Regions from separate parts of the Homo sapiens genome. Here region 1 is linked to region 2. Evidence: read pairs that join two places in POLR2A ChIA-PET (ENCODE). Cell type or tissue: MCF 10A. All regions are shown on one strand. Each heading gives the region's core, and the rest is flanking DNA. Links, peaks and the distances in the headings are about the cores only.

The links. Peaks named below come from ENCODE experiments on the same cell type or tissue, not always from the same donor. Only the 100,000 strongest peaks of a DNase experiment are listed, where the experiment ranks them.
Region 1: POLR2A ChIA-PET joins it to region 2 with 7 read pairs; 3 of 35 experiments call an interaction of 5 or more read pairs at or near these places.

The regions. Positions count from the first base shown.
Region 1 is chr5:68,051,829-68,063,604 of GRCh38, forward strand. No RefSeq gene overlaps it. Among named protein-coding and RNA genes, the nearest start is that of LINC02219, 130 kb to the right of the region's middle. In MCF 10A, for the core only: no CTCF peak of the experiment used is centred there; no DNase peak of the experiment used is centred there.
Region 2 is chr5:67,992,384-68,004,159 of GRCh38, forward strand. No RefSeq gene overlaps it. Among named protein-coding and RNA genes, the nearest start is that of LINC02219, 190 kb to the right of the region's middle. In MCF 10A, for the core only: no CTCF peak of the experiment used is centred there; DNase peaks (open chromatin) are centred at 6,448 and 6,748.

The sequences.
Region 1 (11,776 bases), core at 4,334-9,333, 60 kb after region 2:
TTCAGTCCTCAATTTCCCTAACCTCTCAGTGGCATTTGACACAGTAGAGTTCCCTCATCCTTGAGATGCTTTCTTCTCTGGCCTTCCAGGACATGCCTTGTCCTAGCTTCCTTCTGGTTCACTGGTCACTCCTTCTCAGACTCCTTTGCTGATCTCATCAACCTGATCTCTCAACTCAGTCCTTGGTCCTTTTCTCTTCTTATCTGCTCTCACTTTCTCAGTGATCTCTTCTAACCTCAGGGCTTTAATGGCCATTTACAAGCTGAGGAAGTTACATTTCCAGCCTGGATTGCACTCCTGAACTCCAGATCCGTAGATCCCACTGCCTAACTGAATCTTCTGCTCAGATACCTAGATCTGCAGATTTTCCTCCCAAATCTGCTGTTTTCACAGTATTCCCCACATGAATAATGGTAATTTCACTCTTCCAGATGTTCAGACTCAAAAACCTCAATGTTGCCCTTGGTTGCTTTTTTTTTTTTTCCCTCTCATATCCCACAACCAAACACCAGTAAATTCTTTAGACTATGTTTTTCAAAATATATCCAAAATTTAGATCCACCTCTTTGGTTCCAACCTGTTCAAAGTCATCAATACCTCTCACCCCGATTAGAACAGAGATTTTCCAATGAGTCCTCCTGCCTCTGTCCTTGCCACCTACGGTCTATTCTCAACACAGCAGCTACGGGATCCTTGCAAGAGAAGGTCAGATGACATCACTCCCCTTTTCAGAACCTTCCTATGGTCTCATATCTCACCCAGAACAAAAGTCAGAGTCCTTACAATAGCCTGCCCAACCTATACAACCTGGAACCTGTTGTCTCTCTGCTCATCTCACACTGTTTTTCTCATCATCACTTTGCTAGCCATCTGGGCTTCTTGGTATTCCTCAATCACGCCAGGCATATTCCCACAGCCTTAGCACCTACTGTTCTGCTCTCTTGCTGCTCTTCTCCCAGACTGCCTTGAGGCTTCCTCCTGTATCTCCTTCAGGGCTTTACTCAAATTTCATCTTCTTAGCTGAGGCCCTCTCTGTCTACTCTATTTCAAATCACAATGTCTCCTCTCCTACCACCTCTCATTCTTCCCCTCTGCTCTATTTTTTTCCCCACAGAACTTATTACCATCTATTTTATAATTTTTCTTATATTGTCTGTCTTCCCACATTATAGCGTAGGCTCCATTAGGACAGAAGTTTCATCTTGTTTGTTCATTGTTTTATCCCCAGTGCCTAAAACAATGGTAAGCAATCAATACATCAATACATATTTGTTGAAGCAATGGAAAAGCCATTCTGCCCCAATGCGTTAATAATTTCTAGAATTCTAATGGGAACAGCCTAGACTCAATTCATTCCCCCAAACACAGTTGTGTAACCCAAAGGAGTAACACAAATGAAGGGATATCAGACCACATAGAATGAGCCCATAGCACCAAACAGCCTAGTAAAGAGATATGTTAGGGTGGCTGGGCTCTTGTGGTACCCCTCAAATTATACTGCATTGTTGACTGCTATGTGAGCATGTAAGCCACATGCTCAATATGAGTCACAAGAGTGGTATGGCTGCCAAAAAAAATAAATACAATTGTTGACTACATTAATGGTGATATGTTTCAATGGGTATCATACTTCCATTGTTTTCTGGTCTAGTCATACCACATTGGGAGTGCTGTGTTCAACTTTGGGAGTTATTTTTCAAGAGGAATATTGTTCAGGAAAATCAAAGAGAATATCCATGATATATGAAAATAAAACAATTGAGTGACCAAAGGTACTCGGGGATTACATTACACTTAAGGATGGTCTAAAAAGGTACACCATCCTGCCACCACTCTCCTCCTCTGTCCGTGGAAGACATTAATAATCAATCATTATTCTCTTCCTGTAGTGTTTGGCCAGCTCATAGCCCTCCAGGCAACCACTATGCACTCTATTGGATTGGACAACTAAGATGAAATTTATTAGTTATTCCAGCTTTAAGGCAGGTATAATTTTCTCATTAAAATATTTTGATGTGGCCAGGCACAGTAGCTCACACCTGTAATACCAGCACTTTGGGAAGCCGAGGTGGGCAGATCATTTGAGGCCAGGGGTTCAAGAGCAGCCTGGCCAATATGGCAAAACCCTGTCTCCACTAAAACTACAAAAATTTTCTGGGCGTGGTGGTGGGCACCCGTAATCTCAGCTACTCAGGAGGCTGAGGCAGGAAAATCACTTTAACCTGGGAGGCAGAGGTTGCAGTGAGCCGAGATGGCACCACTGCACTCCAGCCTGGGCAACAAAGCAAGACTCTGTCTCAAAACTAAATAAATAAATAAATACATAAATAAGAAATATTTGAATCCATATGCTATGGGAAAAAAAAACTAAACAAACTAGTCCCATCTGGTTCTAGAGCGTAAAACTAGAACCTCTGAGTAGTAAAAATTCAGGATCAAGAAGAATATTCTAATGGTAATAACTGTCCAAAGTGAGGTATTGAAAGGTAGGAAGTCTGGAAGACCACCTGCCAAGGAATAGTGGATGAAATCTCCTATCTTAGGTGGGAGATTGGACTGGATAACCTCTAAACTTCATCCAGCCCTAAAATTCTTCAGATCTTTTCCTACTTGGCTCTGCTAGGCAGGGCCAGGGTGTTTTCCTACTTGGATCTGCTAGGCAGGGGAGGTGGCTGGCAAAGAAAGTCTGCAAAGCAAAACCATTCACCTTTAAATTTCAGTTATCTCACTGAAGAAGATAACAGAAAAACAGAATAAAAGAGATGATGGATTCAGCACAAAGAGATAAAGTGATTATATCTAAGTTGAATAACAATAGAAACAAAAATCTTTTTGTTAGCTTTTGGATACTCTCGTCTCCCATTTATCTTAGTTCTTCCTTATTCTCACATTCTTTAACCTCGTGCCCTAATCTTTTTGGTGAGAAGCCAATTAACTCTGTAAAAACTCTGGCAGCTGGTGCCAGAAGCGTGGCTCACTGTGTTCCAAGACTTGGTAATTCCTTCCCTAATGACATAGTAGAAACACTGTCGCCACAGTTAAGAGCAGGCTAGAGACAATTACTATATTTAAGCTGTGCTTTGCAGGTTATCATACCCACATCTGCAAGCTATTCCCTTTGTAAGGCATTTGGCATCATTTGCCACAGAAAACTCATTGCAAAGGGCCAGCAAGCAACTACAGGAGGACCAAGGACTGAGACTTATTCCATATGGCTAGCAAGAGAGAGACGTATAACTTTCTTTCAGCAACTCCAAACCCACTCCTGCTTCCTGGAGCCAGGCTCCTCTTATCAAAACAGGAAATCTACAAAGAGGGGTCCACAGAAGGGCTGGTGAGGAACAAATGCTCTAGCAGCCACCCACCCACTGGTCTGTGAAGGGACAGAGACCAATCCAGCAAGCTGGGCAGCTGGAAGGTTACTTGCTGAACAATCTCCCTGAAAGCACAGGACTCCTGCACAGGATGGCATTATCTAAAAGAAATCACAGGACTTGCTGGGTCCTTCTGAATACTGAACTGCTAACATTCATGTCATGGAGCAATTCATGGCCTGGAGTTCACAGCTGCTCTGGGCCTTGGCCCCTTCATCTTTAAAATGGGGATATCAGTGCTTAAACTTCACTGCTCTGGGGGGAATGGAAAGATTAAAGTAATAGATGTGAAAGCACTTTCAAAAGCATTTTAAGAATTATCCAAATGTCAGTATTGTTCTTATGAGTATTAGTATTATTTTGAGCCTGTAATGATAATTACCTATAAGATTTCATATAGTGATGATTATCCTAAACCCAAGATGAAATCAAGGCCAGTGTCACTCTAATGCTTTTGCATAGGACCTTTGACTGAGTTCATCTTTTCTGAGTTCATACCTTTCTATGTTTTTCTAGAATTTTCAGTCCTTCAGTTGGTTAATTCTTTCAGTCATCACCCAAATATTGAATCAGTTATCTTTTGAAAGAGTGTGTCAGTTATTCAGGACAGGTGCTTAGGCAAAGGCCTCTTACATAGAAAAATCGCACTTCTATCTGCTGACCACCAGGACTCCCACTTAAAATTTCACCCCATCTTACCCCTTGTCTCACCTCATCCCCATCCTCCTTTCCCAGTAAGTTAGACCTAATTAAATGTACCCATGTTTTGTCACTCCTACCAAACAGATGAGTCTGCAAGATACATAGATACCTCCATTTTTCAATTGACTATTCTAGTAGCTTATTGAAAAAATATGTCTTTGTTTTCATTTGCATCCATCTGCACAAATTTTAATTTTACCCCAGAGGTAGATAGAATAAGATAAAAAGTTAAACTATTTAACAAGTACTCAGAGACAAACAGGGAGCCAGTACGTAGGACAGGGAAAAGAAGTGAGAAAGCAGGATTGAACCACTGGTTAAAAGGATGTTTATAGATATCATTTAGTATAACATTGATGCCGCCAATTACCATGTGTGTATTGGCTAAATCTGTGTCAAGGGAACTGTTTTCAGATATTTTCCAGGATTTCCCAAATAAAATAAATTAACTATTCTAGAACATAATTGGTTTTATGCCTGTGAGATATAATCTTGCAATATTTATTGAATGTTAGGCTCTTTACTTTTTATGTTCACTATAGTCATGGAATTGTAAGAAACACCAAATAAAATTGAGCACTAACACATTTCCTAAAGTAGTTTAACAACCAAGAAATGACAAATTTCTGCATTATCTTCAGACACTTAGGCTAACCCTACTTTCATTTTATAGGACCAAATAGAATATATAATTCTAATTTGTGTTGCGTTGAATGTATTATAAGAACATATATATACTAATGTATTTTATTATAAAAAATTGGAAGAGAAAAAAATGAGTCAGACACAGCAAGTAGACAAATTTACAACATCTCATCCATCACTTTAAACCTCCTTATTTTGCTTCCTATTACAAGCATGGTTGGTGTGGGACTTGATATGACAATGTAAGGTTATGACAAATGTATCTTCATATATGTATCTCACATTGATTATTCTAAATATTAAATAAATCACACAGCATTAACAAAGAAAGGACAAAACCTTTGAAGATACAGAATGAGACACATATGTATAAAAGAACTATGATTCCAGCAATCAGTCACTAAATATTTAGTTTCTTTTTCCTGGTTTTTTTCCACCCCTTCCAATCCCTCATTCAACTCTGCTCAGGATCTTAAAACTTACAGTAACTCTATAAATAGCTAGTCCCTAGGTCCATAGAAGTCCATAAAGGTGGTGATAAAGACTCATACACTATTTTCAGTATTTCAAAAATTCTAACAGACAGTATCTATTTGCTATAGATCTGAGTGGTAGTTATAGATGTTTTCTGTAAATAAAATATTTGAAACAAATAATTAACAAGTTCTCGTAAATGTTTCTAGGTAAATCTGTGAAAACATAGGATCCGTGTACATGGAAAATACTCCTAAAAAGAAAATACTCCTAAAGCACTCCTGCATTGGTGATGAAAGCTTTGGAAACCTCTGAAGTAGCAACTTCTTGAGAGTAAATTGTGGAGGAGATAAGAGACAAGAATTATTGCGGGCTGCTTTGACCTTTTGATACAAGGAATTCCTATCTTCCTGAGAGGGCTATTCATGTACTTCCTTAATTCTTTCTCACTCTCATCCAGGAGCAAACTCATTGGCAATAGCTATATAAATAAAATTATAATCTGCATATGGATACTCATGTACATTTTCAGAGGTAATCTAAAAAATGTGAAAATGAAAATGATCGTATCTTGTCTGATATAAAACATGAGCCCTTGGCATGTGGTGTGTAGAACATGCAGAAAATCTTGGAAATAAACTGTTACTGAAGTATGGCTCCTGAAGAGGAGTTCCTTTAAAAGAATCAGTTAAAAATTATGCATTCCTTATCATTTTTGAAGAATCCAGGGTTTTCTTTATAAAGGAAAGGATAGCATGCCATGGTACATGAGGGAAAAGTAAGAGTCAGGCCCTAAAAGAAAATCAAAGAAGCCACCAGTTCCGACTTCTAACTGGAGTCTAGGCTGGTTTCCTTGATCAACAATGAGTATCTATTCCTGATGTTAAAAGCCTATGTTTGTTTTATTCATTCATGTATTTATTCCTTTATCTATTCACTTATTTTTCTATTTATATAATATTCAGCAAATATTTTTGAGCACCAATCATGTACCAATATAAGTTGCAGAACTATAAAGATGAATATATTATGATCCATACCACCAAAGAGCTTACAGTATAACAAAGAATGCGGTAAAATAAGTATCACTGAACAAGTGTCTATTGAACACCTGCTAGGCACCAATGTTCTAGGTGCTAGGACACAGCAGATCAGAGCAGACACTAATCCCAGCTCTTGCACAGCTTATTTTGTAGTGCAAAGCTTGCTATGATAAAGATATAGCCACGCTGCTACAGGAGTAAGAGGTTGCGCTAACTAATCCAGATTTGGAGTCTGGAACTAGAGTAGATTCAAATTTGTAATATCAATTCCTCCTAAGGCACAACAATCCCTCCCTCCTACTCCAGCCACAGCATAAAGCCTCAACCTGTTGAGATATCATTGGACACTTTTAGAAAAGTAAGTTATAGTGAATAAAAAATAGGTGTTATACATTTACAACATGTTTTGAAGTCTTTGATAAGGTTAGGTCCAGGAATCACTGTCTGCAGCTGTTATCTCAACACAAACTATTTAATCCATCCAACTGAATGTGACCTTTCCACAACTTTTTAGAAATCTAGAAATATGAAAATGTATTTGTTCTCACCATTCTTATCTTCCTGGAGGACAGAGTTGGTCTCAGCTGTATTATCAGGCTTCAGTTTCCCATAAAACAAGGGGTATTGGGAGGATCATGGTTGTGATTCTTCCAAGGTCATACTTCTTGAGTTTTTCATAGATTATGCATAATCTAACATGATATTGTTTATATGTCCAAAAATTTATATTTACACTTTTATATAGGTATGCATGTAAATTAATTCAATATTTGAGAGCTACACATATCATATCATTAGCAGTGATTGGTTCTAGAGTGTAGAAATAAAATGGGAAAATGAAGTAGAGTATTTTAATTTTTAAATGATTACATAGTTATATGTTATTTGTATGATTTTTAAATGACTTTATTAAGGTATAATTGACATAGAAAAAGCTGTATATATAATATGTGTACAACTTGATAAGTTTGGAGATAAATATATGCCCATGAAACCATGATCACAATCTGTGCCATAACCTATCCATCATTTTCAGAAGTTTCCTTCCACTTTCTTAGTTTTTATCATTGTTGTGATAAAAACACTTAACATAAAGTATACCTTCTTTAACAATTTTATGTATAAAATACCATATTGTTGGCTGGGCACAGTGGCTCACACCTGTAATCTCAGCACTTTGGGAGTCCAAGGTGGGAGGATAGCTTGAATCCAGGAGTTTGAGACCAGCCTGGACAATATAGCAAGACTCCATCTCTATTTATAATATATTAAATATGTAAAAAAATAAGAATGCAGTATTGTTAACTATGCTGTACTGTAGATCTCTATGACCAAGCTCACCTACAAATAACCCTTTTTTTAAATAATGTAACAAAATAATCCTAATTCCTTCCTCTCATCCCTTGTATCATTGCTTCACTTATTTTAGTTATATATACACATACATATGCATATATGCACACAGAAGATATACATAAGCATACAGAATCACATGCATTGTTGCTGTTATTATTATTTTGAACAGGTATCTGTTAGATCAATTAAAGGTAAGAAAAATAAAGTTTTTATTTATTTATTTATTCATTCACTCATATATTTATTTATTTATTGAGATGGAGCTTCGCTCTTCTTGCCCAGGTTGGAGTGCAGTGGCGCGATCTCAGCTCACCACAACCTCCACCTCCCAGGTTCAAGCGATTCTCCTGCCTCAGCCTCCCGAGTAGCTGGGACTCCAGGCATGCACCACCACACCGGGATAATTTTGTATTTTCAGTAGAGACAGGGTTTCTCTATGTTGGTCGGGCTGGTCTCCAACTCCCAACCTCAGGTGATCCACCTGCCTCGGCCTCCCAAATAAAGTTTTTATTTTACCTTCAACTATATCTTCTTCAATGCTCTTCCTTTTTTTGTGTAGATCCAAGTTGCAGACTTATATTATATTCCTTCTCTCTGAAGAATTTCTTTTAACATTTCTTGCAAGGCACGTTTACCGGGAACAAATTCCCTCAACAAATTCCCGTTTTGTACGAGAAATTTTGTTTTGTTTGGTTTTTTCACTTTTGAAGGACAGTTTTGCAGGGTGCAGAATTCTAGGTTGAGTTTTTTGTTTGCTTGTTTGTTTTTCTTTATGCTTTAAACATTTTACTCCACTCTCTTCTTGCACATCTGTTTTCTGAGCTGTCAGATGTAATTCTTTGCTTCCCCATAGGTCAGGGGATTTTTTTCCTCTGGCTTCTTTCAACCTTTACCTTGATTTAAGAATAATATACCTAGTGTCATTCTTCGGTTTTGTTTTTTGTTTTATCCTTTTGTGGGTATTTTTTGAACATTTATCTTGCTTGGTATTCTATGAGCTTCCTAGATTTGTGATTTGGTGTCTGACACTAATTTGGGGAAATTCTCAGTCATTATTGTTCCAAACATTCCTTCTATTGCTTTCTTCCCTTCTCTCTTCTGGTATTTCCTTCTCTCTTCTGGCAAATCCTCCTGGTACTTCCATTATGCATATGTCGCAACTTCTGTAGCAGTTCCATAGTTCTAGAATATTCTGTTCTGTTTCTTCTTAGTCTTTGTTCTTTCTGCTTTTCAGGAGGTTTCCATTGAAACATCCTTAAGCTCAGAGATTCTTTCCTTAGCCATGTCCAGGCATTCTTCATTTTATTACAGTGTTTTTTTGTTTGCTTGTTTGTTTTGTTTGTTTTGTTTTTGAGACAGAGTTTGCTCTTGTCACCAGGCTGGAGTGCAATGGCATGATCTCGGTTCACTGCAACCTCCACCTCCCGGGTTCAAGCAATTCTCCCTCTTCAGCCTCCCAAGTAGCTGGGATTACAGGCACCTGCCACCACACCCGGCTAATTTTTGTACTTTTAGTAGAGACAGGATTTTGCCATATTGGCCAGGCTGGACTCAAACTCCTAACCTCAGGTGATCCACCGCCTCCCAAAGTGCTGAGATTACAGACATGAGCCACTGCACCTGGCCATTACAGTTCTTTTTATCTCTAGTATTTATTGTTGGTTCTTTCTTCGGATTTACCTCTTTGCTTACATTGATGATATAGTTCAAATGTTGGTAGCTGCCAAAATTCATCTATTGTTACTTAGTACTCAGTGTGATAGTATTAAGAGCCTTTTGGCAAGTAACTAAGTAATGAGGACTGCACCCTCATGAGTAGATTAGTGCCCTTATAAAAGAGGCTAGAGGAACCTAGCAAGACAGGCCAACATTCAAATTCAGGAAATACAGAGAACACCACAAAGATACTCCTTGAGAAGACCAACCCCAAGACACATAATTGTCAGATTCACCAAGTTTGAAATGAAGGAAAAAATGGTAAGGCAGCCAGAGAGAAAGGTTGGGTTACCCACAAAGGGAAGCCCATCAGACTAACAGCAGATCTCTCCACAGAAACTCTACAAGCCAGAAGAGACTGGGGGCCAAGAGACAATGTTCTTAAAGAAAAGAATTTTCAATCCAGAATTTCATATCCAGCCAAACTAAGCCTCATAAGTGAAGGAGAAATAAAATGCTTTACAGACAAGCAAATGCTGAAAGACTTTGTCACCACCAGGCCTGCATTACAAGAGCTCCTGAAGGAAGCACTAAACATGGAAAGGAACAACTGGTACCAGCCACTGCAAAAACATGCCAAGTTGTAAAGACCATGGATGCTAGGAAGAAACTGCATCAACTAACGAGCAAAATAACCAGCTAACATCATAATGACAGGATCAAATTCGTACCTAACAATATTAACCTTAAATGTAAATGGGCTAAATCCTCCAATTAAAAGACACAGACTGGCAAACTGGATAAAGAGTCAAGACCCATCAGTGTGCTGTATTCAGGAGACCCATCTCATGTGCAGAGACACACATAGACTCAAAATAAAGGGAGGTAAGAAGATCTACCAAGCAAATGGAAAACAAAAAAAAGCAGGGGTTGCAATCCTAGTTTCTGATAAAACAGACTTTAAACCAACAAAGATCAAAAGAGACAAAGAAGGCCATTACATAATGGTAAAGGGATCAATTCAAAAAGAAGAGCTAACTATCTTAAATATATATGCACCCAATACAGGGGCACTCACATTCATAAAGCAAATCCTTAGAGACCTACAAAGAGACTTAGACTCACACACAATAATAATGGGAGACTTTAACACCCCACTGTCAACATTAGACAGATCAACGAGACAGAAAGTTAACAAGGATATCCAGGAATTGACTCAGCTCTGCACCAAGCAGAATTAATAGACATCTACAGAACTCTCCACCCCAAATCAACAGAATATACATTCTTCTCAGCACCACATCACACTTATTCCAAAATTGACCACATAGTTGGAAGTAAAGCACTCCTCAGCAAATGTAAAAAAACAGAAATTATAACAAACTGTCTCTCAGACCACAGTGCAATCAAACTATAACTCAGGATTAAGAAATTCACTCAAAATCACTAAACTGCATGGAAACTGAACAACCTGCTCGTGAATGACTACTGGGTACATAATGAAATGAAGACAGAAATAAAGATCTTCTTTGAGATCTTTGAGAAACCAATGAGAACAAAGACACAATATAGCAGAATCTCTGGGGCACATTTAAAGCAGTATGTAGAGGGAAATTTATAGCACTAAATGTCCATAAGAGAAAGCAGGAAAGATCTAAAATCAATACCCTAACATCACAATTAAAGGAACTAGAAAAGCAAGAGCAAATACATTCGAAAGCTAGCAGAAGGCAAGAAATAACTAAGAGCAGAGCAGAACTGAGGAAGATAGAGACACAAAAAAACCTTCAAAAAAATCAATGAATCCAGGAGCTGGTTTTTTGAAAAGAGCAACAAAATTGATAGAACACTAGCAAGACTAATAAAGAAGAAAAGAGAGAAGAATCAAATAGATGCAATAAAAATGATAAAGGGGATACCACCACCGATCCCACAGAAAAACAAACTACCATCAGAAAATACTATAAACAACTCTATGCAAATAAACTAGAAAATCTAGAAGAAATGGATAAATTCCTCGACACATACACCCTCCCAAGACTAAACCAGGAAGAAGTTGAATCCCTGAATAAACCAATAATAGGCTCTGAAATTGAGGCAATAATCAATAGCCTACCAACCAGAAAAAGTCCAGGACCAGATGGATTCACAGCTGAATTCTACCAGAGATACAAAGAGGAGCTGGTACCATTCCTTCTGAAACTATTCTAATCAATAGAAAAAGAGGGAATCCTCCCTAACTCATTTTATGAGGCCAGCATCATCCTGATACCAAAGCCTGGCAGAGATACAACAACAACAAAAAAGAGAATTTTAGACCAATATCCCTGATGAACATCGATGCAAAAATCCTCAATAAAATACTGGCAAACTGAATCCAGCAGCACATCAAAAAGCTTATCCACCACGATCAAGCTGGCTTCATCCCTGGGATGCAAGGTTGGTTCAATGTATGAAATCAATAAACGTAGTCCATCATATAAACAGAACCAAAGACAAAAACCACATGATTATCTCAATAGATGC
Region 2 (11,776 bases), core at 4,102-9,101:
CAGGTTGGTGGACACCATGTTTGGAGTTTTTTCCTCCTATGCAACCACACTCATATATCCATGCTCTCTTTTCCTTCAGTTCCTTTACTTAATTTCGAAAAGCAAAACACAGTCTTTCCACAATGCGTCAAAGAAGTCCACCCTGATAGCGGCCCAAAGCAGTCAGCAAAACATCTAATCTTGGGGCCATGGTCAAAGAGGTACCACTTGCCAAGCAGAAATACATGAGTATTAGCAGGAGTCTGAGACCATTCCTGAAGTTCCTGTTCTGGCAGTAGGTTGACTTGCCTGTCATGTGCAGAAGTAACAGATTTGTGTTACTCTGTTCAGGGGCATCCATTTATCTCTTCTAGAACGATTAGAATTAATTTGACTATGATTTTAAAATCCAATATTTCAAACAAGATTTCCAATGCCATTTGCACTAGTTGAGCTATTTTGTTTGTAGTGGAAATACTTATAAATTGTCCAGAAAGCTGTGAGCCCTGTTAACATCTGTTGGAATGGGGTGAATACAAAAGGTTAGAGAGGAAGTGCCAGGAGCAGAAGTCTCCGATGACAACATTTCCTTTCTTCTACCTCCACCTTCTCTCCAGGTGGGTATGAGTAGGAATGCCATATGCTAGTGTTGAATTTAGATGTTCGAGGTGGAACATTTGGACTTGCACTGAATATTTCCCTTGAATGCAAGCTATAAAAATAAATTACACACTGTCCACGACTGACTCATTTGGCAATGGTTCCCACAGAGAGGTCAGATTAACTGTATTCATTCCCTTAATATACTTCCACTCAACACTATGTCAAGTTGGTATCTTTGCATTTTAAATATTCTGAAATCTTGTTCATGTACATACTGTTCCATCACACAGAAAGATCATTAATTCTTTGTCAGTTGATAGTGTCTTTTATTTCTGTTTTACTTTATATTTTTCTTTCCCTCCCTTTACCAGAAACAATTCAGCCACCAGCCAACCTAGATTAGTATCGACTCGCACTCAGATTTCTGGGGCAATTTAAGAGAGTAAGCTCTCTTCTGAGCTGGAGATGGATGGTCCTAAAGACTTCCAAATTCAATTAGATCCCTGGGTTTCTACTCCCTAATTTTGCTTGCTATATGCCAGGCTCTGTGTGAATTACCACATTTAATCTTCCAACGACCCTATGAGATAAGCACATAATTATAATAGCTCCACTTTACAGAGAGAGATATTAATGTTTAGAAAGGTTAAAAAAATTGCCTAAGCTCACAAAACTAATTATAAGTGAGGAACCAGGGATTCCAACCCAACTTGTCAGCCAACAGGGTTCACAGTCTTGAATACCATGCAAACTCTTCCAATTTGCTAAATAATTCCAGAATCATTTTTTGTAACATGTAAAGCAAATAATATTACTCTTCTACTCTGAAAACTTCAACAGCTTTTTATATCTACAGGAGATTATTCAAAATATATTTTCCCTAGAGTAGCATTTTGGAGCCCCCTCTGCCCTCCCGTCTTTCTTACCGTACCTTTTTCCACCTGTTCTTCTCCTGGCTTACACTTTATGTGCCAAGCTGCTCACATGTAAATATGATGGGCTACTGCACTTCTCCTGCTTTGCTCAAACTGCTGTCTCTGCCTAGAGAACCCTCTCTCTTGTTCTTCTTGGGAGATACCTATTCACTAGCATTTGGTTCACAGCCATCTCCTCCTAAAGACTTTTATAAACTTTCCCCCAACTTCCTTCCTTCGGCCGCTATTTTACCTTGTGCTGACTTTTGTAATGGTGACTAGAACACATCATTGTATTTCTTGGCCATAAATCTGTCTAAACGCCTCTTTAAGGCAGGCCCCATGCCTTATTTATTTCTGTATCCTTAGTGCTTATCAAAAATACATAGTAGGTGTTTGATCATAGCAACAATAAAGAGCTATCATTTTTTGAGCATCTGCTGTGTGCCCAGTTTGCATATGTTCTTTAATCATGTGTGTATATGTCCATGTGTCTCTTTGTATATGCATGTATATGTATATGTATATGTGTATATGTACGTGCATGGTAGGTTTTATTACGTACGCCCTTGAAGACACAGAAGCTACTGTAGCTTGATTGTTGCTCAGAGAGGTTATATAAGTTGTCTAAAGACATGAAGCAAGAAAATGACAAAGCCAGAATTTGAACTCAAGTTTGACTGACTTCAACAAGAAAGGAAGGAAAGAAGGTAGAAGGAAGAGGTGTATAATCTCAAATGAATGATATGAATTGATAGAAATACTGTATATCAAATGGACTCCTTAAATTGCCCAATCAAAACATGAACAGCATATTTTGCAGATGTAGATAGCAGGAATGGAGGATCTGTCTTGGAGGCTTAACTGGTAGTACCCTTTTTGTGGGAAAATTCAAAACAAACATGCCTGTTGCCCCAAAACCATTTGCATAATCACACTGCCAAGAAGAAAGTAAAAAGGACAAGACAGAAGCCCTTTAAAAGCATTGTCTTTTCTCTGCAACTGTCATCCTCTCTCAACAAATAACAAGGGAAAAACCTTCATAGCAAATTATAACTAGAAAAGGAGTTCCCTAACCATTTAAAAAAAGTGAAAACTTGCCTTCAACTTTGTAAAGAGTCCCTCCTCAAGTTAGTCCAATTTAAATGTGTCATCTGTTTCCTGCAAGTGTCCTGACTGTTACAGATAAAAGCATATAATTCCCAGATGAAAAAATCTAAATGGACAAAAAAATATGAAGATGTAAATGCACATTAAAACAATCAGTGGGAGAGCATGTCATGCCTATTAAATTGGGAGAAATTTCCAAGCTTAACAAGAATTTGGGGAGAAGGGAAGTTGGCAACTCTTGTTGAGAGTATTAGTTGGTACATCTACTTTGAAGAGAAATTTGGCAATACATAGTAAAGTTGAAGGTGTTTCTCCACTGAATCTTAGAAGTTCCACCTTTAGTACATGCTTTAGGGAAATCTTTGCACAGGTGCAAAAGGAGACACGCACAAAATGTTCATGGCAGCGTCATTTGCTATTATTAAAAATGGAAATAACCAACAGTTCCATAATTAAACAAATAATAGGATATTTATATTATGAACTTTTGTTTAATACTTGAATGCATTAGAGCTACAACACAGTATCAGTATGGAGGTCTCAAAATTATAAATTTAAGGGCAAAAAGCAAGTAGCAGACTCATATAAACAGTCTGAAATTATTTATGATAGGAAACAACACTATTTTGCTAATGGCTACATCTGTAAGTAGTTAGTTCATGATACTATAGACAGAACTCATATTCACCAATCTCCAGGTAGTAGTTCTCTCTAAGTAGGGGATAGATCACTATATTGTTTTGGTTTTTTTTTTTTAATTTGAAACAAATAAAACAAAAGGTTAATATTTGTTCCTTTGGGATGATAAGTACCCGGAATGTTGTTATATGAATATCTGTTATGTTCAATATTTTTGAACAAATTTCAAAATAAAAAAATGATCATAAAAAACCTAATCCATGAGCCCAGCCCTGTAGGAAATGTTATCTGGACATGTGTGTTCATAGCTGTAAAACAGGATCATAGCATGCATAACGAATGCATGCCAGAGGAGCTCAGGCATCCCACACTCACTGATGAGAACAGTGGAGTCAGCCCTTGGATGATTTGTCTAGCCACACATGTAGTTAAGGAACAAACCACCACAAGAGGTGGCTGGGCTGCTAGTTAGTGACAGAGCAGCAGCCTAGGTCTTCAATGTTCTTCTGTGATCCTGGGCCCCTCCTCAAAATCAAAACCAGGTGAAGGAAAAGCACTTAGAGCTTGTTTACTGAGTGTTCCTGGTGTTACTCTCTTTTCCTTTTATGATGGCCTCATGCTAAATGGTATACATTACTGTTTATTTATTGCTTTGTAACATTTATAGCAAAAAAAAGGGGGGGGGAGAAATAAGTTGACATAAAACCATCATTCCTGTCCCTAAAAGAGAAAAAATTGTTATTTTGTAGAAAGAAATTCTGAACTGAATGACAAATCCCAATCTCCAAATCACCTTATCCTTTGTGACTCTTCCCAGCTGATTGTGGAGGACAAATGATTTGTAAAGCTATTGGGTCACTAACAGACACTTTTCATGACTTCTCTCACACACTGTTAATTTCACGCACAAAATGTGAGGGCCTCTGATTCAGGACAACATTCAGTTTCCTCCACCACACACCTGACCAAGCCAGCCAGAGACTGCCCCAGATTGCCCGACAGCAGTGACCGGCTCCCCGGCCTCCTGGCCATTCTGCTCTGTTGTCCCCTCAGCCTGTGCTGCTTCAGGCCAGGTGGTGTTTGGTTTCTCCCACCCACTTCTGTTCTTATCTCTTCATCACCAACCACAAAATGGGATTCTGTCCCAAACTGTAAGTGGAATGGGGAACTCAAGAGCCGACGGTGGGCAGTCACTGCCTCATCTGAGAGCAGCCTGGAAGGCCAACTAGGAAGGTTCCGCATCTCTGCCATGGACGACGCCCGTGCTACGGGTCATGCTGTGTCTTGGAAGAAAGCCAAGAAGAGGCAAGGCCTCCTGGGTTAAAAGGCCTCCTGGGTTAAAAGGTGTTTAAAGAGGAATGTCAAACCCTGGTGTGATCAGGGCTGATGACACCTTGAGGAGCTGCTGAAAGATGGGGGGAGCAGGGCCATGAGTCAGGAAGGTCTACCCATTTTGAAGCAGGACACCAGTCAGGGGCTGGAATATTGGGTACAAGCCTATTCCCTCAGAGGATGACAGTGAATAGCTATGTCACATGCCAAGATGGCTTACATTAACAGCATAATTAAACCCCAAGAAGGAAAACAAAATGCAGTTCAGGAAACCAAGGCAGAAGAGGCTCAGGTGTATGGCCTGGGACATGGCTTGGGAAGGGCAGGTGATTGCACAGTGATGGCTGTGAGATGCCAAGAGTTCATCCCTGGCATGTGGACTCTGGGCTCAGGGAAGCCAGACTAATTCTAGACCCCAACATGTAGGTACTGAGCCAACTGATATTTGTCCACCTGGGTCAGGAATTGCTCCAAGACTAGGCAGGGCTGAGCTTCCAGGGTGAGGATTCTCAGGACTGCAGCCTGAGCGGCTGGGGAAGGCAAGTACTGACCATCAGGAATCTTCAAAGCTTGGGGAACCTGGGTTTCCTTCCCAGAATTGGGAAATAAATTTATTCTACAGTGGAGGTCGAACCAAGTATGCCTATTCTAAAATTAAAAAATAAAGACCCCAAACACCTTCCACTATAAGAGGTAGAAAAGATAGTTTCCTTTGTTGATAATTTTATGTTGGAGCTATGAAACTGCTATTTTTATACATAAAAAATTCACCCAATATTGGCAATTTCACAGGATTCCATCTTAGTAAATGTCCTACAAGCCTTGGACAATGTGAACTCTTTCCGTGGGAAATGCAGTGACCATTTCAAATCGTTGGGTAGTGAACTTTCCTGGTGGCTTTGTTTCCTCTACTGTAAAATGTGTAAAATCCACACTGATCATCCTTCAGCAGAATTGCTTCAAAACATAATAATGAAAATAATAATCAGTCACTGAAAGAGAACATGAGGTCATGCTAGAGAATGTGAGGTTATTGTCATGCTAACTTTATGCATTGAATATTATAATAACACTCTTCTGTATGTCATCACAATTAAGACTAGTGTTTATGAAAACAAGCCATCAATGTCATGTCTTTCCACTCTTTTCCCCAATTCATTACTACTTCTTGGCATCCAGGTGCCCTCCCTCTGGGTGCAGGCCAATCATTTTGGAACAGAGGTTACTCAGAACCAGGCTTGTCTCTAGTGGCCTCCTGGGTGTCTTGTGTCTAGTGATCCTTGGCACCCTGCAGCCTTAGCTCACCTTCTGTATCACAAAGACAGGGGTATCAAAGGGCAAAGGGGGAAAGTCTAAAAGGAAGCTCTTAGAACTTTCGCTGGGTGCGGTGGCTCACATCTGTAATCGCAACACTTTGGGAGGCAGAGGTGGGCAGAGCACTTGAGGTCAGGAGTTCGAGACCAGCCGCCTGGCCAACAGAGTGAAACCCTGTCTCTACTAAAAATGCAAAAATTAGCCAGGCATGGTGGTGCATACCTGTAATCCCAGCTACTCGGGAGGCTGAGGCAGGAGAATCGCTTGAACCCAGGAGGCAGAGGTTGCAGTGAGCCGAGATCGTGCCACCGTACTCCAGCCTGTGCAACAGAGTGAGACGCTGTCTCAAAAAAAAAAAAAAGAAAAAGAAAAAAAAGAAAGCAAAAGAAAAAAAAAAAAGAACTTTCCAGGCCAGAAAAGAATCTCCCTTCTAGGCAGGAACAAACCCCTGTCATCACCCACTGTGTTCCCTGCTTACGCACACCCTGGGACACAGGAAAGGCATGTTAAAGCCAGTGGCCCTGCGTGGATTGTTCCTCTTATTTGTTTACATAACCCATGACAGATGCCAAGTCAAGCAGTGGAGGAAGAGCAGGCAGCACAGAGTGTCACTCAGATGAGCCCTTCCCTGCCCTTGCCTTTTCCACTTTCCATGAGGAGGCCAGCAGACACTTTGGGGCTGCTGTAAACCTTCAGTTAAATGGCAGCTCAGTGACAATGACAGCAAAGCTGCATTCCCCCATGGCAGACACGCCATGTGGGCACTTCCTCAGGTCTGCTGGGAAAATCGGAGCGTCATGTGCAGACCCTGCTGGAGGCACAGCAGGAAGTGACCAGGCACAGGCTGGGCAGTCCTTCTTCCGCCCCTGAGTCACTGCCACATGCATGAGAAGGGAACTCAGTGCAGGCTAGACAGAAAAGGTGGAGGCTCAGGCAAGAGGATCAGGAAGACATTTAGATAAAGAGGATGACGAAGTTAACACAACACCCACAACCCCACGCACACAGAGATTTACACTCACACACGCACTTGGCATCTGTCCTCAGTGAAGAGCAATTAAAGACACACCCCCTCAGATTCAAACAAGCAAGCATTAAACGGATTGCAATTATTCTGGAACAAACATAATTCCAATTTGTGTTCCCAGTATCTATGCAGCAAACCCGAATTTCCTAAACTAGCACCAACTTCCTTTTACTACACCCACACCTACTTTCCTATTTCAATACGGTCCCCAAGATACATGGAATTTGGAAATATATCAATCCCATTCTTTTCTCCTTGCATTGACTTTTTCCATTCCTCCCAATCTTCCAGAAAATATTTGGCCTCTCTCTCTAAATCTATTCCTGGATTCATGCAATAAGTATTTTTTGAGTATAGTGAGTAGCTGTTACATGCCAGGCACTGTACTAAGTGATAGGAACACAGCAATATGCAGAAGACACCAGAGCCCTGTTCCCACAGAGTCTGTTATCTTAATGCAAATTCCTATTTCTTTTCTTTTTTTTTTTTCTTTTTGAGATGGAGTTTCACTCTTGTTGCCCAGGTTGGAGTGCAGTAGCATGATCTCAGCTCACTGAAACCTATGCCTCCTGGGTTCAAGCCATTCTTCTGCGTCAGCCTCCTGAGTAGCTAGGATTACAGGTGCCTGCCACCACGCCCAGCTAATTTTTTGTATTTTTAGTAGAGATGGGGTTTCACCATGTTGGCCAGGCTGGTCTCGAACTCCTAACCTCAGGTGATCCACCGGCCTTGGCCTCCCAAAGTGCCGGGATTACAAGCATGAGCCACCGCGTCCAGCCGCAAATTCCTATTTCGAGTATGTCCTCTTCCATCTCTTAACTCATGGCAAAATTGCCCATACCAATATTTGGCAATTAATACTCTGCTTTATTTTTGTTCATTGTTCTATTGTATTGTTATTTAACACTTTATAGGTATCTACATGGTCTTATTAAATGAACTCTACAAGATCTATGAGGACAAAGACCTCATTTAAATTTTTCTTTGTATTTAATAGCTGTCTTGGGGAGCATGGTGAAAATGAAAATATGTAACAAGATAATAAGAAAGAATGGAGGTCTTATCATTCCTTATTTCACTAGCCAAGGCCTAACCCAGGATTTCTCAACCTCAATACTATTGATATTTTGGACCTAATAATTCTGTGTTGAGAGGGCCTGTCCTATGTATCATAGGATGTTCAGCAAAGTGCCCTCGGCCTCTTTCTATTAGATGCCAGAAACACTCTTTTCCCATCTGTCACAACTAAAAATGTCTCCAAACATTGCCAAACATCCTCAAGAGTTGAACAGGAACAACACTAACCACTGGCTCACAATATATCTGATATGTCTTGAGCTTCCTTTCTTGTTTCTATGTCATTAAATTCATACACACATGTGATATTGACATTGAAACAAACACAAATTTAATTTTATGTGTGACATATTTTCCCAAGGCATTAAAAAGTGATTGAGTAAGCTCAGTACACTAAAATGCAGCCCCTAGGGCCTAAGAGTGAGGAAGACAGATCCCAAGGGTCATAATTTGCTCCCCAAATCTATTTTGTGTCTTTGGAGAATTTCTTTAATATTCCAACAGCTGTAAGTCTATAAAGCCCTCAAGACAATCTCCTGGGATAGTTAGTGCCTGCTTATTTAACTAGGGCTAGCTGGAATTCATGGTCAAATTGCCATCATCCACATCCTTCCTGCAGTTTATAGTTCTAAATTCCCATCCCATGTGACTGCAGTAGTGCAGCCTCCTCCTTGCATGATACTAGTAGACTAGAACCAGGAAGTCAAAGGGAATGTCACCTTTTCCTTTTGTGTGAGTGTGCTAGAGGGGCAATGTCAGCTCATGCTAAGGTTGAAAATTCTTCCTTTGAAAGATGGCCTGTCAAATGTGCCTTAGGAATCACTTATTATTTTTTTTTTTTCTTGAAACAGTCTTGCTCTGTGGCCCAGACCAGAGTGCATTGGTACCATCTTGGCTCACTGCAACCTCTGCCTCCCATGTTCAAGCAATTCTCTTGCCTCAGCCTCCCAAGTAGCTGGGATTACAGGCATGCATCACCACACCTGGCAATTTTTGTATACTTGTATTTTTAGTAGAGATGACGTTTCACCATCTTGGCCAGGCTAGTCTTGAGCTCCTGGCCTCAAGTGATCCTCCACCCTCGGCCTCCCAAAGTACTGGGATTACAGACGTGAGCCACCACACCTGGACAAGAATCACTCTTAAATAAGATATAAAATTGCAGAACATATTTGTCCCTGGCATTCACCATTTAACAAAAATGTTATTAAATATTCTTATAGATTTTTTAAAAAGCTTCCTTCTGGATTTTTTTAAAAATAAGAATGAAGTCACAATTAATTGGAACCTAGAGACATACACTTACAGGTTTGTTAGGACACTCCTGGGTGGGTTTCATGAGGAAGCAGAAGGAGGACTGGGGAATTGTGAAGCCTGCTTGATCGTAAGGTCTCTGAAGGCAGGGAGCGATCAAACCCTTCCACTCTCAGTACCTCCAGCACTTGGTACAGTGGTGGGCTTTTACATATAATATTCAGTTCAATAAATGTTTGTTGATTAAATAACTTCAATAAAACATATCTTATTTCTTTTTGGTCCTAGTTTGAGATGCGATTTGATATAAATAAATGTATATTATAAAATATTATACTTTATATTTTAACATACAGTATATTTACATTATAGAAAATAAATTTATTATAAAAATGTGAATAAATTATTTTTTATATTTAATTATATAATTTAATATAAATGGAAAACAAAATCTACACTGTGTGTTACTATGTGCCAAGCATTCTACTGGGTTCTTTCACATATGTTTCATTTCATTTACTTTAGATTTCTGTGTATATTCCCTCTTAGATCCTGAAGATACATGATAAACCAAAAAATTAGTGATTATTTATAAAGCATCTATTCTTTAATTTATTCATTTTTCTTATTCATTTGGCAATTAAATACTTGGTGAACAGCTACTCTCTATAAGCCCCTTATTGAGACCTGGAGAGAGATAAAGAAAATAAGATAAAGCCCTTACCCACAAGAAGATTCTGGTCTACAGCGAAAAACAAAAATCTAAACAGATAATTATAGTGCAATGTGGTAAGCAATAAGGATATTTATAGGCATTATAGATCCCCGGAGCAAGGCCCCCTAAATGAGTCAGGAAGAGAAGAGAAGATGCCAGAACAGGTTGCTGGTGGAAGAGACAACTGAAATGAGTCATTCATAGGCAATGAAAACTAACCAAATAAAGGGAATGAGAGAGAGGTGAGTGTATGGAGTCAAGCTGATGTAACTACTAAAAACAGGCTGGGCGTGGTGGCTCACGCCTGTAATCCCAGCACTTTGGGAGGCCAAGGCAGGCGGATCACGAGGTCAAGAGATCGAGACCATCCTGGCCAACAGAGTGAAACTCCATCTCTACTAAAAAATACAAAAATTAGCTGGGCATGGTGGTGCACGCCTGTAGTCCCAGCTACTCGGGAGGCTGAGGCAGGAGAATCGCAGAGAATGCAGTGAGCTGAGATTGTGCCACTGCACTCCAGCCTGGCGACAGAGTGAGACACCATCTCAAAAAAAAAAAAAAAAAAAAAAAAAAAAAAACAAAGGCATGTACTCAAAAAATACATACAGGAAATTGCAGAAGTCTGGAACTTCTGAGGCACTGGGTATCAGTCAGGACCTGATTAAAAGTGAGGATGGGGAAGTAAAGCTAAGGACCAGGCCATGGGGGTGTCGGGGCTTTATCTTGTGAGTGGAGAACCATGGAAGGGATGGAAGCAGAGGCACAATGTGCCCAGTTTTGGTTTTTGATGGTTCACTGTGGTTGCAGTGTGGCTGGGAGGGCTCAGGCCCACCTAGGGTTTGGTGGGTGTGGAGGCGGTGATAAGAGTCAGTTAGGAGATGAGAAAGGCTATAACAGAACAGCTTTGGTAAGGCTGGAGAGGAGAGAGTTGAGTCGGAATATATTTGACATTAGGATATTAATCTAGGCTGTAAAGGCCCACGCAATGGCTTCTGAGAATCCATGAGTCCTCTGACACTGAAGCAATGAAGCATGTGTGTGTTTTTCAGTAGAAGGGACCATCACTTCAACAGACTTTCAAGATTTACAATTTATGAGCATATTCTGGAGCATGATTTTACCTTATATACAAAGCTCCTAATTCTAGTTTCAAAATAGGATCATCATTCTGACTAGCCACTGATATCTGCTAGTAGCTAGTGGTTAAGATTCAGGTAATTGCAGAAATTTAATTTTAATTTTGCCAAGGAAGATAATCCTGTTTAGTAACATAGCAGACAGCTGAATAACTGGGGGTCAGGTGTAGTGAACAGAATAGTTATCACCACTCTTTGGGTTTTTTTCTTCCATGTTTATAATGGGATATATCATCTTCCTCAGAGAAAAAAACATCTGGCCATGCATGGTGACTCACGCCTGTAATCCCAGTACTTTGGGAAGCCAAGGCAGGAGGATGGCTTGAGACCAGGAGTTCAAAACCATCCTGGGCAACATAGCAAGATCCCTGTCTCTATAAAAAAAAAATAGATTGAAAAATTAGCTGGGTATGGTGGCACACACCTGTAATCTCAGCTACTTGGGAGGCTGAGGCAGGAGGATCACCTGAGCCCAGGAGTTGGAGGTTGTGGTGAGCTACGATTGTACCACTATACTCCAGCCTGAGTGACAAAGAGATACCTTGTCTTGAAATAAAGGGAGAAAGAGTGAGAGAAAGAAAGGAAATAAAGAGAAGGAAGGAAGGAAGGAAGGAACAAAGAAAGAAGAAAGAAAGAAAGAGAGAGAGAGAGAGAGAGAAAGAGAGAGAGAGAGAGA